Linked DNA regions of Homo sapiens: region 2 is linked to region 1. Evidence: read pairs that join two places in POLR2A ChIA-PET (ENCODE). Cell type or tissue: IMR-90. All regions are shown on one strand.

Region 1 (2,500 bases):
AAGGAACTCGAAAAAGATTAGTGCTATTTCTTGTTCCTTTGAGAAGTAACTCTTTCAATAAACACTTATTTCTGCTTTCCATATAGCAATTTATCTAAGTTTACCCCATTTACTATAAAGTGAGGGGCTTACAGGAAGAGACACGCCTTTGACATTCTGAACATTAGATCGGGGAATTGGGTCGCTTAAACAGAGGGGCATAGGAGGGTGAGAGTGAAACTGGCAGTGAGGGGGAGGGCTACTTACTGAACCTCCTATACCAACTGTGCCAGAGGTGCCCAAGACCACTGCCAGGTTCTGTAATTCTCTGGGAAGACTCAGTGGACTCAGCATATAGTCTTACTTATAGTTTTGATTTATTATAGTGAAAAGATACAAAGAAAAATCGGTAAAAGGAAAAGGCACCTGAGACAAAGTCTAGGGTAAAGCAAGCACAAGTTTCCAGAGTCCTCTCCCAATGGAATCACACAGGATGCACTTAATTCCCCTAGCAGTGATTTGTTACGACATGTGAATGAGTTGTCTACTGGACAAGGTCACTACAGACTCAGTGCCCAAAGTTTTTACTGAGGACAGGTCATCTAGGCAGGCTTTCCCTGGCAGATAGCAAAATTCAAGACTCTCAAAAGGAAAGCAGGTGTTCAGCATAAGCCATATTGTTTGCACAAGCAGTTCAGACACAGTAAGCCAGTCTTATCAGTTAATTGTGGGAGCCCCTCCAAAATCTAAGTTCCCAAATGCCGGCCAGTGGCCAACCCTGTAATCAGGCCTCTCCAAGGATAGCAGTTTAGGCCTGCTATGTTAACTCTTTTCTGCACAAAACCTATAGAGTTAGGGCTTTGGATCTGAGATGAATGAAGTGTGGGTAGATTTACTGAGTCCTGTTATATGGGTTCTGCCCTACCAGGAAAACTATGCCAGTTCTCAGGGCTTTTGTGCATTAATCTCCTAGGCATTTGAGGCTATGACTAAATTCCATAGGGATTTATCATGTGGATTCCACTGTGCTTGAGATGGCAGTTTAGATTTCAGCTCTGCTGTACATATTGCAAACTAGAGCCAAAGACTTTAAAGTGTGTACTGGCCTCAGGGGGATGAGGTTAATTTTTTTTTTTCATTTTAGATACTTTCCCTTTTAGTACTCCTCCTACTTTTCTTATTTTTACTAAAAAGGTACCACTCTATGAACAAACTAATAAAACAAGGCCAGTCTTGGAAGGAAAAAAATAATAATTCTTAGTGTGACAGTCTCCAAGAGAAGCAAGAATATAAGCTTAGAACAAGGGGTTAAGAATCCAGAATTCCTGGGTTCTTTTAACTAATTTTGCTACTCACTTGCCACTTTGGAGAGCTACTCACTCACTTTGGATAGGTTACTTGTTTCTTCTTTGCCTGAGTTTAAACCTATTGTGAATGAATGAAATACCCTGTAGTATATTTCATAAATACATTATGTGGCATTTTATTAATGGAGGTCTTTAATGTAGGGCTTTTATGGAAATATGAAGTATTTATGTATTTATTGATTATTTATTTTTACCATGTTATTGAAGTCAATGGTGTTTGATTAGCTCAGTGGGTGAGCAAGCATATGGTGCTACTGGAGTCAAGGCTGGTCAGTAGGAAGCATCAGTCCATTCCATGGCCACTGGTAATCTAACGTAATGAATGGTGTCTTTTGTTGTTGTTGTTGTTGTTGTTGTTGTTTGAGACAGAGTCTTGCTCTGTCGCCCAGGCTGGAGTGCAGTGGTGTGATCTCAACTCACTGCAACCTCCGCCTTCTGTGTTCAAGTGATTCTCCTGCCTCAGCCTCCCGAGTAGCTGGGACTACAGGCGTGTGCCACCATGCCTGGCTACTTTTTGTATTTTTAGTAGAGACGGGGTTTCACCATGTTGGCCAGGCTGGTCTTGAACTCCTGACTTCATGACCCACCCGCCTCGGCCTCCCAAAGTGCTGGGATTACAGGTGTGAGCCACCGTGCCCAGCCATGAGCGGTCTTGAAAATGAAAAATGGTCTTGGCCACAGAAACCAGGTATGAGGGAGTGGTTGGAATGGTATAAAGTCATCACTGTTAGGGAAACAGTAACTTTAAATGCATGTTAACAGTGGGTCTTTAAAAATGAATGTCATTTGGTTAAAGAGTTTTGCTGGGCATTGAGATAATCTGACAGCATCTCCACTTCCTGTTTTTTTTCTTAATCTCCACTTTTTTTTTTTCTATGATGAGCGCCCCTAAAATGCTGGTAAGCTTCTTTCCAACAAAATTGCGGTCAAAGTAGGATGCTGGGGAATGCTGATTTTAGCAAAAGCTTGTAGAAAAGAGTGGCCTGGCACATGAGCTTAAAAAAAAGAAAAAAAGCTGGCTCTTGAATTTTGGCACAGTGCAACCTGTTCCATACCAGACAAATGAACAGGCTTAATCTGGTACCAATTCTTTTTCTCTCTTACTCCTCAGAAGTGAAGGGACTGCAGATCTTGTTGTTTTGGGGACACTTTCA
Region 2 (2,500 bases), 1.8 Mb after region 1:
TATTCAGCTGGCCATATTATTAATCATTACTAAATGCCAGCCACATGCAAAGGGGATGGAAAAGAAGAATGAGATTTGCTCAGTTTTAGCTTTCTGTGGCTGAAGTATTTTTGAGTCAGTTACATGGATACATGAGGATTATAGTAGGAAATGACTGAATATTTTTAAAAACATAAGTACTATGGAAACAGTCATGTATAAACATTCGTGCAGAAGCACTTACAAACATACACTGTGCATAAAGTTGGTTAAGAAGATGCTTGTTAGAAATGATTTATGTAGGTGAACTAAGAATTTGAAATAACTTAATACCATTGAAGACATCATACACATACAACTTTGGACATTATGCATTCTTCTGGGGATGAACCATTGACAACTTCTGGACTTCATTGCTAGCTATTTTTTACATTGAGGTGGGAAACCAAAGAAGTGCAGAACAGAAGCAATCTACTAGGCACAAAGCTCCCTGGTTACTGCCCAGATAGACTGTTTCCACTCATCAAATTGAAGTGCATACTTAATTTAGGAAGGGCAGACCAGTGCAAAAGCTACTGATAGTGAACTGGAGGGCCCGGTTTCCATCCCTTACTCTGCCACACTCCAAAGTTCGATCTTCTGTAAGTCACTCTAAATTTATGGCCTTTAGATTTATTGCCTCTATTAAAAAGGGCATTGCAACAAGTGACTTAAACCTCCCCCTTTTTTATTCTCAAGGATTTGGGATTTTACATAGACAAAAGTGAACAATCTCATCAAAGTCTTGCAAAAAAAAAAAAAAAAAACAAGTCTGAAATGCTGATAAACTTCATTCCCCATTTTTTTTCCCAATTTCTATCATGAAAATACATTCTATCACTCCAGCGTAATTTTAATCAGAAGACTGAAAAGTTTTAGGTGATTATTAAATGAAATAGCTAATTGTTTGCCATGGAAAAATATCAAGGAATATAAAAAGGGGTAATAATTGTGACATTGACTACAATATTGCAACTTGGCACTATAGATCATGAGCTTTGCAACTGCAATACTGAATGTGAGCCCTGTATATGGCACTTCGGCAAGTTACTTAAACCTCAGTTTTCTTGCCTGTAAAATGGGGATAATAATACCTATTTTGCAAGGCTGTTGAAAGGCTTAAGTGAGTTAATATGTAAAATGCTTAACAGAACTCAATAAATACCAATTATTATTAGGTTAATGGAAAAATCATAGTTCTCCATATTGTCACCAATCACCCTTACTTACTTTAAAGGAAGGGAAATATGATAATAATTCTAAGTAATACCTGGGGTGAGAGACAGGAGGTGACTGTGCAGTCTTTTCCAGATATGTATAGAGAGCTGCTGAATGTCTGGGTTTAAGTCAACAAGATGTGTGTATTCATTTCCTCCTCCAATTACAACCACCTAAAGAACTCCATTTTCTCCTTCCTTTCCATTTATCTAAATCTTCCACATCACTCAAGGTTCATCTCATATTTTCCTGTTTTATAACTTTCTTCCCTAAGTAAGTCAGTTTTGCCAACTTGATGGCAAACTCCCCTGAACTCATCTTTTGCTTGGTTTTGTTTTTGATCTTATCCTCTACTGACTCTATCTGTTACTTATCTTTGCAAACATTTCTATAACTTTTTCTAACTAGATTTAAACTCTTTAGAAGCAGTGATTTTATCTGATAGAATCTAGCTTTCTTGATTAAAAAAAAATGATCGATTGGTTAGTGTCAAGTGGACCAATGTGGTACTATGATTATTTTACCCTTTGAATAGCCTCTGACTACTTTATTTTAAAAGTACTTTTATTCTGTAGGTCACTCTCAAGATCCAACCCTATGTGTGGCTAAAAATCATTCTCCTTGTAGGATTCATTTTGTTTCTTAAAATATTAACACATTTGTGCAATTTGGGATTTTGAAACAAGTGCATTAATAAGCATATCCATACTAGGAAAAAAATGAATGTCACATGAATTTAAGTACAAACAGAGGAATACACATGAGGAAGGGAAAGTTCTTGGCTCATGAAAATCTAGATGTCATTATTGAGTTTTTCTGTTTCTTGAAAAGATTGTCTCTTGTTCTGAGAGTTCTAGTGGCAGAAGCTGCACAATTTGGGGGTGTTTCTTAGCAGAGGAGGTGTCTTCAGGTGATCACTTTCTTTGTTTCAACTTCATAGTTGGCTTGAGAGTCCATCAATATAGCAGTCTCTTCAGTCTTTGTCCTTGCACTGGGGAGACATTCCTGAGGAGGGGTACTATAGGACCAGCTGAAAGGAACATCAACACAACTAAAAAAATAACAGAACATGTCACAGAAAGTTATCACATTGACTCTTTAATAATAATAAATAAATGTAATGATACTTTGGGGACCATGCTAAGTCTCACTAGAGATGAAATGCTGCATCACTAGAAAAATGCTGTTGTTTTACATTGTTCCCCTTGCTAAAGAATCAGTCAGCAATGGCATTGCCTGAGTGTGTGTGAGACACCACTCTAAT

What was found. ChIA-PET counts read pairs that join two places held together with the same protein. Peaks named below come from ENCODE experiments on the same cell type or tissue, not always from the same donor. Only the 100,000 strongest peaks of a DNase experiment are listed, where the experiment ranks them.
Region 2: POLR2A ChIA-PET joins it to region 1 with 11 read pairs; 1 of 35 experiments calls an interaction of 5 or more read pairs at or near these places.

What each region holds. Positions count from the first base shown.
Region 1 is chr11:120,330,843-120,333,342 of GRCh38, forward strand. It overlaps TLCD5 (TLC domain containing 5), which reads left to right. Exons shown (of 3, transcript NM_001198671.2): 3 at 1-2,500. Among named protein-coding and RNA genes, the nearest start is that of ARHGEF12, 4.3 kb to the right of the region's middle. In IMR-90, no CTCF peak of the experiment used is centred here; a DNase peak (open chromatin) is centred at 969; H3K27ac peaks cover 1,306 bases.
Region 2 is chr11:122,089,454-122,091,953 of GRCh38, forward strand. It overlaps MIR100HG (mir-100-let-7a-2-mir-125b-1 cluster host gene), which reads right to left. Exons shown (of 5, transcript NR_137179.1): 5 at 1-2,287. Among named protein-coding and RNA genes, the nearest start is that of MIR125B1, 9.1 kb to the right of the region's middle. In IMR-90, no CTCF peak of the experiment used is centred here; no DNase peak of the experiment used is centred here; H3K27ac peaks cover 150 bases.